Regions from separate parts of the Homo sapiens genome. Here regions 2, 3 and 4 are each linked to region 1. The links are chromatin contacts, found by Hi-C or POLR2A ChIA-PET in ENCODE. All regions are on one chromosome and are shown on one strand. The core of a region is the stretch at or near the end of the contact, and the rest is flanking DNA. Distances in the headings are between cores, read along the strand shown. Region 1 holds the start of AP1S1 (adaptor related protein complex 1 subunit sigma 1). Region 2 overlaps COL26A1 (collagen type XXVI alpha 1 chain). Region 3 holds the start of COL26A1 (collagen type XXVI alpha 1 chain). Region 4 holds the start of MUC12-AS1 (MUC12 antisense RNA 1).

The links. Hi-C counts contacts between places; a loop is a spot of excess contacts on that map. ChIA-PET counts read pairs that join two places held with the same protein, here RNA polymerase II (POLR2A). Pooled maps may share reads with other maps.
Region 2: a map with no recorded cell type shows a loop between it and region 1 (4-fold over the local background). The contact joins the enhancer-like site here to the promoter of AP1S1 in region 1. A Hi-C loop is called at or near these places in 1 of 37 single-sample maps with no recorded cell type and 1 of 50 pooled maps. POLR2A ChIA-PET finds 5 or more read pairs at or near these places in 2 of 52 experiments (Panc1 and activated T-cell).
Region 3: a loop to region 1 is called in a pooled map, with 2.8 times the contacts of the local background. The contact joins the promoter of COL26A1 here to the promoter of AP1S1 in region 1. A Hi-C loop is called at or near these places in 1 of 50 pooled maps. POLR2A ChIA-PET finds 5 or more read pairs at or near these places in 4 of 52 experiments (B cell, HEK293, activated B cell and 1 more).
Region 4: a pooled map shows a loop between it and region 1 (5-fold over the local background). The contact joins the promoter of MUC12-AS1 here to the promoter of AP1S1 in region 1. A Hi-C loop is called at or near these places in 6 of 50 pooled maps. POLR2A ChIA-PET finds 5 or more read pairs at or near these places in 2 of 52 experiments (A549 and activated CD4-positive, alpha-beta memory T cell).

What each region holds. Positions count from the first base shown.
Region 1 is chr7:101,152,639-101,155,725 of GRCh38, reverse strand. It overlaps AP1S1 (adaptor related protein complex 1 subunit sigma 1), which reads right to left and starts at 1,250. Exons shown (of 5, transcript NM_001283.5): 1 at 1,209-1,250. The coding sequence starts at 1,211. RefSeq lists enhancers at 344-844, 1,164-1,458 and a silencer at 1,269-1,508.
Region 2 is chr7:101,389,566-101,392,652 of GRCh38, reverse strand. The region is part of intron 1 of COL26A1 (collagen type XXVI alpha 1 chain); the gene reads right to left. Among named protein-coding and RNA genes, the nearest start is that of COL26A1, 28 kb to the right of the region's middle. RefSeq lists enhancers at 1,328-1,447, 1,411-1,705. Within about 2 kb of position 1,597, at least 4 of the 41 ENCODE cell types and tissues checked have a DNase peak (open chromatin) inside an H3K27ac peak, as active enhancers do.
Region 3 is chr7:101,361,452-101,364,538 of GRCh38, reverse strand. It overlaps COL26A1 (collagen type XXVI alpha 1 chain), which reads right to left and starts at 1,664. Exons shown (of 13, transcript NM_001278563.3): 1 at 1,349-1,664. The coding sequence starts at 1,506. RefSeq lists a silencer at 291-530.
Region 4 is chr7:101,016,017-101,019,103 of GRCh38, reverse strand. MUC12-AS1 (MUC12 antisense RNA 1) reads left to right here and starts at 1,496. Exons shown (of 3, transcript NR_120520.1): 1 at 1,496-1,689. MUC12 (mucin 12, cell surface associated) reads right to left here. Exons shown (of 12, transcript NM_001164462.2): 11 at 1,441-1,529; 12 at 168-509. The coding sequence ends at 468. RefSeq lists enhancers at 123-272, 1,463-1,612, 1,683-1,732 and a silencer at 322-616.

The DNA.
Region 1 (3,087 bases), core at 1-2,500:
TTAATGATCTCCCAAACATATCATCCTCCAGTGCCAGGCCTATGCCCAGGGGTATCCTCCTCTGTAGTATGTATCTCCAACACCACACAGGGTATGCAGATGCCCAAATCCTATCTTCCTCTCTGCAGGCACCCAGGCATTTGGTCTTCGACATTTCTCTTTAACTTTTCTTCCTTTTAGGGTGCCTCCTGCTAAGCGCCCACTCCTCCCCAGACACCAGGTGACCAATTTCCCTCAGTTAGGGCCCCGCCACCCAGGGGGTTCCCCTAAAAGAATGTCTGCAGAACAGACAGCAAGCTGGGTCAAGTGGGATGGAAGACAGAACCCTCACTGCCCAGTGTACCCCAGCTTCCCAGTTCCGGGGGGTCTGGGCCACATCCTGGAGTCTTCTCCTTACCCCAGTAGCTCTTCTATTCATGGACATGCCCAGGCTTGGAATCCCTGGGTGTGTGGCACTGTACTAGCTTAGTAAGTGAAAAATCAGAATTCAGGAGAACTGATTTTTTTGGTGGAGGGGAAAAGAGGGGCGCTGGGGAGCCTCGTGCGGCGCTCAAATAGGGGGGTGGGGAGCAAGCAGGAAGACGGAAGGCCTGGATTCCGGAAAGAGAATGGGAAGGGGGGCAGAGAGCCCCGGAGCCCGGGATCCCAAAGCCTGGGTCCCTCGGAGAAAAACCACGAGTCCACTTCGCTTCCCTACCTGGGCCCAGCCTCTAGGCAAGCACGGCCACGAACGCAGTAGGGCGCTCCCTTTTCCGACCCGGAAACTCCCCTCCCACACCCCTCTCCCCACCCGGGTCCCCGCTCCCGCCTGTGCAGCCCGGGAAGGGGGTCTCGGTGACTGGTGACCCCCGCTCCCTCCCTCAGCAAAGAGACTCCCGCAACCCTCTGCTTCGGGCGGCTTCCCTGCAGCGGGGATCGAGGGACCCCAGGGGCCAAGACCAGAGCGCCCCTCCCGGCTCGGGACGGCCCCGCCGCCCCTTCGTCAGCCCCCGCTCGCCCTGCAAATGCGCCCCCTCCCCGCCCCTCTCCCGAATGCCACCTCCCCCTCTTCCTCCCGAGCCCGGCTCGCCCACCCGCCGAGGCAAGGGAGGCCTCTGAGGACCAGAGGGAAGACAGGGCGGTTCACCCCGAGGGCGGCCCCCGAGGACCCCCGCAGGTGCAGCCCACGCCCCTCGCTTCCCCCTCCCCTCCCTCTTCGCACAGCCTACCATCCTGCAGCCTCCGGCTCGGCGCGTCCCACTTCGGCCACCGTAGGCGCCAGTCCCACTCCCTTTCTTATCCTTTCTCCTGCTGCCCTCCCTCTCGCCCGAAGCCCCGCCCCGTCCCGCCCAGGCTCTGACTCCCGGCGCGCCACGCACTGCGCAGGCGCCGACGCCGCGGGGAGCGCGGGCGGGGCTGGAGGCGGAGAAGCGGAAACCATGGCAACCAGGTCCTTGACTGCAGCTTCTAGGAGCCCGGTCGTCATGGTAACGCGGCTGTCCTGTGGGCTGGTTGGAGGATGGGGGAGGAGGACAATAAGGTCCTCGCGCTTTGGAGCCTTGTGGGGCAAAAAGGCGGGAAAAGGGGTGAGAGGTGAATGGGACGATCATTGGAGTTCGAAGCAGCAGGCAGGACTCCTGGAAGGGGAGTGGGCCGTGAAAAGGGAGCAGGGTGGGAATTAAGTGTAGGGGAGGAGGAGTGACCTGGAAAACAGAAAGACAAAGGGTCATGAGAAAAGTATAGAACCCAAGCTGAATATCTATTGAAAGCGTGATAGATACACCCCTCTAGTTTTTTTCTTTTTAGAGACAGGGTCTGGCCGCGTCACCCAGGTTGGAGTGCAGTGGTGGGATCGTGACTCTCTGCAGCCTTGAACTCCTGGCCTCAAGCGATCCTCCCGCCTCAGCCTCCTGAGTAGCTGGGACTACAGACGCACACCGTCATGCCCAGCTAATTTTTAATTTTTTTTTAGTAGAGACGGGGGTCTTACTATGTTGCCCAGGCTGGTCTCGAACTCTTGGGTTCAAGAGACCCTCCCGCCTCGGTTTCCCAAACTGCTGGGATTACAGGCGTGAGCCACCGCGCCTGGCTTCTGATTTTACAGTAAGAGAAATGTGTAGAAAAAGAATAAAAGAGAAAAGGAGAGGCTGCTATAAAAGGCATGTAAGGAGAAGGGGGAGGAACGTGAACTGAGGCAAAAGGGGAAGAAATAAAGAGCGTCTTAAAAGGTTAACTTGGGTCAAAACTCAAAAAGGGACAGATGTCACCCAAATCTCAGTGTGAAGATGAGGTGGATGTACGTTGTAATATGGGCTTTTAAACTGAATGTGTGTGTGTGTCTACATGTTACTGGAAAAAGGGGTCCCGATCCAGACCCCAAGAGAGAATTCTTGGATCTCATGCAGGAAGGAACCCAAAGCAAGTCGTAGAGTGCGATGAGAAGAGAGAGTTTATTGAAAGCTACACCCTTACGGAGTAGGGCGTCCTCAGAAAGCAAACAGAGGAACACACTGTCTTAAGTTTTTCTTTTCTTTCTTTCTTTTTTTTTTTCTTCTTTTTTTGAGACAGGGTCTTACTCTGTTGCCCAGGCTGGAGTGTAGTAGCATGATCATAGTTCACTGCAGCCTCCACCTCCTGAGCTCAAGCGATCCTCCCACTTCAGTCTCCCAAGTAGCTAGGACTACAGGCATGCACCACCACAGCCAGCTAATAGTTGTATGTTTTGTAGACACAGGGTATTGTCATGCTACCCAAGCTGGTCTGGGACTCCTGGACTCAAGGTATCCACACTCCTCAGCCTCCCAAAGTGTTGGGATTACAGGTATGAGCCACCGCCCCTGACCTTTAAGTTTTTCTTATATAGGGGTCTTGTTTTTGTAGAGACTAAACTAAGCCGAGTCAATGTGCAGATGGGCCAATGGCATGACAAAATTTATTATTCTGTTAATTTAACTATCCTTGACATTCTAGTAGGTAAGTACATCAAAGCAAAACTTAATTATCTTTCTTCCTTTTTTTTTTTTCTTGAGACAGAGTCTTGATCTGTTGCCCAGGCTGTAGTGCAGTGGCGTGATCTCAGCTCACTGCAACCTCCACCTCCTGGGTTCA
Region 2 (3,087 bases), core at 348-2,847, 240 kb before region 1:
AGGCGGGTGGATCACTCGAGGTCAGGAGTTTGACACTAGCCTGGCCAATGTGGTGAAACCCCATCTCTACTAAAAATACAAAAATTAGCCAGGTATGGTGGTGGGCACCAGTAATCCTAGCTACTCAGGAGGCTGAGGCAGGAGAATTGCTTGAACCCGGGAGGCGGAGGTTGCAGTGAGCTGAGATGGCACCACTACAGTCCAGCCTAGATGACAGAGTGAGACTCCATCTTAAAAAAAAAAAAAAAAAAAAAAGCCTGGTTGTTGGATACTTGTTCCCTAGCTGGTACGGAAGGCACCTGCTCATAACAACAGATGGAAAAAGGAACCGGTGCCTATAGCTGGGGGGCAGGAGGTAGATGCACACTGCCCCAACAGGCCAGACTCATGGCCCTCATGTACCTTCACTCCTGCTGTTTTCCTGCAACCTGGAGTAACCCTCCTGCCTGTGCACCCGCCACCCTCACGGCCCAGCCCCGTCACACCTCTGCAGTGAAATCTCTAGCAACTTCTCCCTCCTCTGCCAGAATGACCTCTTTCCTTAGCCATTTGCATCCACTGATGTCTCAGGCCCATACACTTCCCTGCCTCGAAGAACACACACTGCCCTGCTGGACTCTGAGAATGCACTTCCAGGCCAGGTGCTGTGGCTCATGCCTGTAATCCCAGCACTTTAGGAAGCTGAGGCGGGAGGATCACTTGAGACCAGGAATTCAAGATCAGCCTGAGCAACATAGCAAGACCACATCTCTACAGAAAAAAAAGAAAAGAAAAGAAAAGAAAAGAAAAGAAAAGAAAGGCTTGGCATGGTGGCTCATGCCTATAACCCCAGCACTTTGGAAGACCGAGGTGGGCAGATCATTTGAGGTCAGGAGTTTGAGACCAGCCTGACTGACATGGTGATACCCCGTCTCTACTAAAAATAGAAAAATTAGCCGGGCGTGGTGGCACACGCCTGTAGTCCCAGCTACTCGGGAGGCAGGAGAATCTCTTTGAACCTGGGAGGTGGAGGTTGCAGTGAGCTGAGATCGTGCCACTGCACTCCAGCCTGGGCAGAAGAGTGAGACTCCGTCTCAAAAATAAATAATAATAAAAATAGGGTCCAAATGCAGAGATCAATGTCTCCTTCCAGAGAACCATAGAGAAGACCTAGAAGGACTAAATGAGAAACATGAAGACTCTAGTTTGCTTCTGAAATTTCCTGGCTCCAGCTGTCATCCAATAGGACCTTCTCTAGGTCCTAGGATACGGGCCCAGGAGTATATCACAGCCCTTGCCCAAGATGAATTCACAGATCAGATACAATCAGGCCCCAGGAACACTTTTTAAAAAAAATAAAAAAAATAGAATCCCGGCCAGGCCCGGATGCTTCCAGCAAAAAGGGGGTGACCCACACCCCCCTATATGCTCCCACGCACAGTCATGTGTGAATAAACTGAGACCAGAGAAACTCCTGCCTTGCCCCCAGAACCGGACACCCCAGAGAGGCAAACAGGCCATGTTTTTCTTTGCCATCTGCTCAGCTTCAAGGGCTGGGGCCCTCCCCATCCCCCTTTCCTTCCGCTGCTCTGTTCCCCTGAGGCTCCTGTTACCACAGCCAGGCAGCGGCTGACCTCAGAACAGAAGGCTTTGGTTAGCAGGTCAGGCCAGAGGCAAAGGGCACAGGCCAAAGAGTAGACCTAGAGAGGGAAAGGATCTCTAAAGCCACAGTGGGAGGAGAGAGGAGCAAAGAATTCTGAGGTCCCCGGGAGGCCCACAGGCAAGGCCCCCTCCCCACACAGCCTGGACCGGTTGCACAGCCCACTGAGCTTCCCAGCCTCGGAATCCCTGAGACCTCACCAGATATTTCCAAGAAATTTTTAGAAATATCTCCCTTCTCCATCCACTTCCATGCCCTAAAGCTGGTGGCTTCTTTAAAAGTGGCTCCAGGCCAGGCATGGTGGCTCACATCTGTAATCTGAATGCTTTGAGAGCCTGAGGCTGGAGGATTACTTGAGGCCAAGAGTTTGAGACCAGCCTGGACAATATAGCAAGATCCCATTTCTCAAAAAATTTAAAAAGTAGCCAGGCATGGTAGTGCATGCCTGTAGTCCCAGCTACTCAGGAGGCAGAGGTGGGTGGATGGCTTGAGCCCAGGAGTTTGAGGCTGCAGTGAGCTATGATTGCACTACTGCCCTCCAGCCTGAACAACAGAGCAAGACCCTGTCTCACCAAAACAAAACTAAAGCCAGGCTCAGTGCCTCACATCTGTAATCCTAGCACATTGAGAGGCCGAGGCGGGCAGATCGCTTGAGGTCAGGAGTTCAAGACCAGCCTGGCCAACACGGTGAAACCCCATTACAGGTGGCACACACCTGTAATTCCAGCTACTCGGGAGGCTGAGGCAGGAGAATCGCTTGAACCCAGAAGGCAGGTTGCAGCGAGCTGAGATTGTGCCACTGCACCCTAGCCTGGATGACAGAATGAGACTTTGTCTCAAAAAAAAAAAAAAAAAAAAAAAAAAACCCTTAACATGAGACCTAAAAGGTCTAAAACTCTTAAAAGCTTCATGACACTAGATTGGCAATGATTTCTTGGCTATGACACCCAAAAAAAGCCCAGCCAACAGGAGAAAAAAAGAGATATCAATAAATTAAGTTACATCAAAAGTAAAAATTTCTGTGCATCGAAAGATCCAATCAACAGAGTGAAAAGGCAACTCACAGAATACAAGAAGAGGTGGGGAAATCTCCTGGGCTCTGGAGTTCAAGACCACCTGGGCAACACGGTGAAACCCCATCTCTACTAAAATACAAAAAATTGCCAGACGCGGTGGCTCACGCCTGTAATCCCAGCACTTTGGGAGGCCGAGATGGGCGGATCACCTGAGGTTGGGAGTTCGAGACCAGCCTGCCCAACATGGAGAAACCTCGTCTCTACTAAAAGTACATAATTAGCTGGGCATGGTGGCGCATGCCTGTAATCAGCTACTCGAGAGGCTGAGGCACGAGAATTTCTTGAACCCGGGTAGCAGAGGTTGCCGTGAGCCAAGATCGCGCCATTGCACTCCAGCCTGGGCAACAAGAGAAAAACTCCATCTCAAAAAAT
Region 3 (3,087 bases), core at 415-2,914, 210 kb before region 1:
CCTAGGCCTAGCAAATCCTGAGCCTCTGTTTCTTCAGCTAAAGGAAAGATACTACTCTAATGTTTTAACCCTAGGGTTGTTAAGGATCAAAAGAAATGGAGATTGGGAGGCCAAGGCGGGAGGATCGCTTGAGCCCAGGAGTTTGCGACAAGCCTGGGCAACAGAGTTGAGATTCTGCCTCTGCAAAAAAAAAAAATTAAAATATAAAAAAGAGACGGAGGGAACAGACACAGGTAGTGCATTCCAGAGCGCTGTCATAGCTGTGTAGGTTGTAGTTATCACTAAATGAGAAAAGCTAAATTCAAGCGAGTTATGCAAACGAGGCGTTTGGCAACTTTTACTTGCATGCTTATGGTTTTCTGGGGAAATTCAAATGCGGGCTCCGGAGCCGCAGCCCTGAGCGTCCCGGGGGTGGCCATGGCGCCACCTGCCGGCCGAGAGGAAGGAGACGCCTGGCGGGTCCCGGCGCCCGGGCCCGGTGACCCTGCGCCCTCTCCAACCCCGCCACGGAGCCACCCGATCCCAGCCGGTTCCACGTCCCGGGGTGGCTGGGGAGTCGCAGCCGAGGATCCTCCGCGGCCTCAGCCCCAAAGACTGGGCGGGAATGACCCCTCTGGTGTCCTGGGGCCGCTGATAGGAGAGGGGTGCCCGGGACGCGAGGCCTTGGCCACCCGAGAACCTGCTCCGCGACACAAAGCCGCAGCCGCGCAGGTGAGCGGCAGAGCCACGTGAGCGGCCGAACGCCCCGGGCAGAGCCCCAGCCCCAGCCACGGCGGTCGGAACCACCTCTACTCGGAGCCCGGAACGAGGGGGCGAAGGTTGGGGAAGCGAAGAAAGGAAGGGACAGGGTGGGCGCGGCCAGAGACCACCGCAGCCCCGGAGCCGGACCCGAACCTTCAGCCCCCGCAACCCCGCAGCCCCGCAGCCCCGCGGCCCCAACCCCCAGCCTCCTCCATCGCTCGTTCCAGCTGCCCCGTCTGCAGCCCCCAACCCCCGCCGCCCCGCGCCCCAGCCCCCAATCGCCCTGCACCCAAGGCCCTTCGGTCTTTCCCCCCGTGACCCCAACCCCCAGCCACCGCCATTTCGTCCCAGTTGCCCCGTGTCCCCTGCCCCTGGCATCCGCCACCCCGCGCCCCCAGGCCCGAATCGCCCCGCACCCCAACCCCCTCCAGCTCTCGTTCCAGCTGCCCGGTGTCTGCAGCCCCCAGTCCCCGCTGCCCTGCGCCCCCAAGTCCCGGATCGCCCCGCTCTCCAGCCCCCAAGCCTCGCTCCAGCCACCCAGTGGCCAGGGCCCCCGCTGTCCGCTCCCTCCCCCCACCCCCCGGCCCCTCGGCCCCGAGCTACTCACCGGCGGCTCGCGTAGCCGCTGCCAGGGGAGCCGGCGCCGGGCTCGGGGTAGCCGTGCTGCTGCAGAGCTGCGGCCGAGAAGGGATAGAGGAAGCCGGTGGCCAGCGCCGACCCGCAGAGGCAGCAACACGCCCAGGGCAGGAGCAGGGCCAGCTTCATCGTGCGCAGCAGCCCGCGGGGACCCGGAGTCCCGGGCACGAGGACCGGCAGGAGCGCACCGGCGCCCGGACCGAACCCGCGGCACCGGCCGGGAGCACAGCGAGAGGAGCGGGGCGAGCGGTCGGAGCCCGGGTGCGAGCTGGAAATGTGTGGGGGGCGCCCACGCCTCTCCGGGGCCGCCTTTTCAAATTCGGCGAGGTGGGCTCTAAGCCGTCAAAGGGGGCGTGGGGCTTTTTTGTTAACCCTCGGCGGTCCGGGGCCGAGGAGGCGGCAGTGGCGGCAGAGCTAGGGTGCGAGCTCCGCAGGAGGTCCCTGGAGCCTAACACCCCGAAAGCCAGACCTCGCGCCCAGGCCCCCGCTACACACCTTAGAACCTTTGAAACCAAACCTTCTTCGGGTCCGCGAATGCTTTCGGAGCGCCCATTCTGTGTCTGCCAATTTCACCTGGACGATGTTGGTGAATCCTCGCCACACTGCCCTCGATGGTCCCATTCAGAAGTGGAAACTGAGGCTGGAGAAAGTTAAGCCAGACAAATGCGAGTCTTCCGATCCTTGTGCAGGGCTCTTTGGATCAAAGCGCTGCGTTCCCGTGAGAAACTGACCAGAGCTTCCCAGGATTCTCCTCCTTCCCCTTTAACCTCCAGCCCCCACCTGCCCCGCTGTCTCTTCCAGGTAAGAAGCTTTGGGAGGGGCGGAAGGGTCAGTTGGGGTGAGAAGTTGTAGCTAGATTGGGAGGCCGAGGTGGGCGGATCACCTGAGGTCAGGAGTTCGAGACCAGCCTGGCCAACATGGTGAAACCTCGTCTCTACTAAAAATACAAAAATTAGCCTAGTGTGGTGGCAGGTGCCTGTAATCTCAACTACAGGCTGGGCTGAGGCAAGCCAATCACTTGAACTCAGGAGGCGGAGGGTGCAGTGAGCCAATATCAGGCCACTGGCCTCCAGCCTGGATGACAAGGTGAGGCTCCATCTCAAAAAAAGAAAAAAGTTGTAGCTAGAATCACAGATTCATGAGACATCCTATCCAGAAAAGGGCTTCAGGAAGATGTAGGACAATCCCACCTTTTATAAACAGAAAAGCAGAGTCCTAGATCCCATGCTGGGCCCAAGGCCAGCCTGGACCCAAGTTTTGGTCTTTTCTATGTTGCAGGATTCCCATAGGGCTTGGACCCTGCTCCAGGCCCAGGTGGGACCAGAAATCCAGCCCGTACTCTACTCGCCCGGGTTAGGAGCATTTTGTTCCTTTTTTTTTTTTTCTTTTTCTTTTTTTTTTTTTTTTGAGTTGGAGTCTCGCTCTGTCACCCAGGCTGGAGTGCAGTGGTGCGATCTCGGCTCACTGCAACCTCTGCCTCCCGGGTTCAAGTGATTCTTCTGCCTCAGCCTCCCGAGTAGCTGGGATTACAGGCAAGCAATACCATTTCGGGTTAATTTTTGTATTTTTAGTAGAGACGGGGTTTCGCCATGTTGGCCAGGCTGGTTTCGAACTCCTGACCTCAGGTGATTCACCCACCTCCGCCTCCCAAAGTGCTGGGATTACAGGTGTGAGCCACCTAGCCCGGCCTGGGAGCTTTTTTCCTAATTC
Region 4 (3,087 bases), core at 247-2,746, 140 kb after region 1:
AGCCGGGGAGGGGGCTCCCTGCAAAGACACAGGAAGGGGCCCAGAGCATTCGTTCCATGCCCCATTCAGCAGCCAGTCCTGGGAGAAATCCCATCCCAGGAGGGCTCTGACCCCTAACCTGACCCCAACTGCAGAAGGAGGAGAAGGAAACCTCTCACTTCTCATTCTGAGCTTTCAGATTTGCTTTTATTGGTAGGGAAATTCCAGAGTGGGGAGCCACCCAGGAGGAGACAGGGGTGCCGAGGCTTCTGGGAGTCTGGAAGCTCCCGGATGGAGAGGCTTACAGCCCCCAGCCTTCCCCAGCAGGAGCACAGGCAGGGGACTGGCCAAGTCTGTCAGCTCAGAGCAGGACCGGCTTCAGGGCCTGACTTCGGTCTCCTCTTGACCCGCCCCGGAGGCTTGTGGTGGGCTCTGTGTTTGCAGCTCTCCTGAACAGAGCTAGATGAGGGTGGGAGGCCCCCGTTGGCTCACACAGTGGATGCTACCATCTCCGGCCTCTGGATGTGGAGCTGGGGGACGGGAGAGAAGAGGTGAGGCCAAGGGGCAGACCCGGGAAAGGGGGAGCCCCAGGAGGAAGAGGGAGCCCTGGCGGGGAGGAGGGAACCCCAGGGGGAGGGAGGGAGTCCCAGGGGGAGGGAGGGAGTCCTAGGGAGAGGAGGGAGTGGCGGGGGAGGGGGGAGTCCCAGGGGAAGGGGTGGCCCCAGGGTGAGGAGGGAGTCCTGGGGGAGGAGGGAGTCCCAGGAGAAGGGAGGGAGTCCTAGGGGGAGAAGGGAGTCCCAGGGGTAGGGAGAGTGTCCCAGGGAGAGGGAGGGAGTCCTAAGGAGAGGAGGGAGTCCTGGGGGAGGAGGGAGTCCCGGGGGAAGGGAGGGAGTCCCGGGGGAAGGGAAGGGGTCCCAGGGGGAGGGAGGGAGTCCCAGGGGGAAGGGAAGGGGTCCCAGGGGGAGGGGAGGGAGTCCCAGGGGGAAGGGGAAGGGGTCCCAGGGGGAGGGAGGGAATCCAGGGGGGAAGGGAGGGGTCCCAGGGGGAGGGAGGGAGTCCCAGGGGGAAGGGAAGGGGTCCCAGGGGGAGGGAGGGAGTCCCAGGGGGAAGGGAAGGGGTCCCAGGGGGAGGGAGGGAGTCCCAGGGGGAAGGGAAGGGGTCCCAGGGGGAGGGAGGGAATCCCAGGGGGAAGGGAAGGGGTCCCAGGGGGAGGGAGGGAGTCCCAGGGGGAAGGGAAGGGGTCCCAGGGGGAGGGAGGGAGTCCCAGGGGGAAAGGAAGGGGTCCCAGGGGGAGGAAGGGAGTCCCAGGGGGAAGGGAAAGGGAAGGGGTCCCAGGGGGAAGGGAGGGAGTCCCAGGGGGAGAAGGGAGTCCCAGGGGGAGAAGGGAGTCCCGGGGGAAGAGGGAACCCCAGAGGAAGTGGAGCAGCCTCAGGGGGTGGGGGCAGCTCGCAGCTGAGTCACCTCTGTGCCAGAGTCAACAGTCTCCAGGGTGGGCCGGAAGTTGTTGTAGGCGTTCTCAAGGCCGAATCTGCTCTCCCTCAGATTCTGGTCTGTAGGGAGAGGCCGTGATGAGTGATGGGAGCCTTGGTAGGGGGAGGACTAGGGGGCAGAGGGGATTTCCTCTGGCAAAAGGAAGAGTCAGCCCGGCATCTGCCCTACGCCCTTTCCCACTGCCGACCACCCCTCCGACCCTGCATCACTGGGCTGCGGGTAAGTGCAGAGCCTGCCTGGGGAGCCGCCCGCTGGACCCCGGAACAGGAGGGAGCGGAGCAGAAGCCCCCCACATGCACGGGGTGGAAGCGGGGGCCACGGAGGAGCGTGCGTTCAGCCCTGGACTCAGGGGTGAGGTCAGAGTGGAGCGGGAGACAGGGCTGGCTCTGGGTCAGCAGGGCCGCCCTCCTTCATAGCAACGGTAACCATAGCAGGCAAAAAAGCTGCGTCTGGAATCTTCTTCCAGCATCCTCCCGGAGCACAGCGATCACTTACTTCCTGGTCCCGCAGAACCACTCACTCTCTGGACTCCGGGGCTCTCCCTGCACCTCTGACCCCTCTTTTCCTGCGTCCTCCTAGATCGGGGTCCTCATGCCCTACCTGTCCTTCTACGGGGGCTCCTGGGGGGGGGTTCTCCTTTCACCCTCCTCACTTCTCACTCTGCATTCTCCCCGATGAATGGACAAACCTCTATTCCAGTACGTGGTTCAGGCTGCAGACCCCTCCCGGAGATTCAGACAGGCACGAGCCTTGCAGCCTCCTCCTCAGCACCCACCAGCCCCCCAACTCAGTGTGCTCCACCGGCTGCTTCTCCCCCATCCTTCGGGGCCCAAGGGTCAGCTCGGACAATCCCGGAAATCCTCCCTCACTCCCTCTCCCTCTCCCACCCACTCAGCCTCATCTCCACCAGGCTGCGTCTCCTCTCCCTCCCCCCACCCCCTCAGCCTCACTTCCTCCACCTGGTCTCCCTGCTTTAGTGCTCCCTGAATGGCCTTTTGAGTAAAAAAAATTCAAAATGTGACCGGGCATGGTGGTTCACGCCTGTAATCCCAGCACTTTGGGAGGCCAAGGCGGGCGGATCACCTAAGGTCTGGAGTTCGAGACCAGCCTGGCCAACATGATGAAACCCTGTCTCTACAGTCTCTACTAAAAATACAAAAATTAGCCACGCGTGGTGGCATGCCTGTAATCACAGCTACTAGGGAGGCTGAGGGCAGGAGAATCGCTTGAACCTGGGAGACAGAAGTTGCAGTGAGCCAAGATTGTGCCACTGTACTCCAGCCTGGGTGACAGAGTGAGACTCTGTCTCACAAAAAAAGGTGGGCGGCCAAAGCCCCTCAACCCCCCACCCCATTCCCAAAGCCCTGCCAACCTCACGTCCCTCACTCTTTCTTTGTGAGATTGACCTGCCTTCCCTTCCCCGCCAAAAGCAAGCTCCTTCCCAACTGCAGGCGTTTCTCATGCAGTGCCCCCTGCCTGGGGTGCCCTTTCCCTTGTCCTCACTGGGATAAGGCCTCCCTGCTTACTGGGCTCCCACTGTGTTGAAGGAGGAAGCACACCTGCTTACTCACCTATTCAAGAGTCAGTCTCACCTGGGGGCTAATCTGACCCCCTATC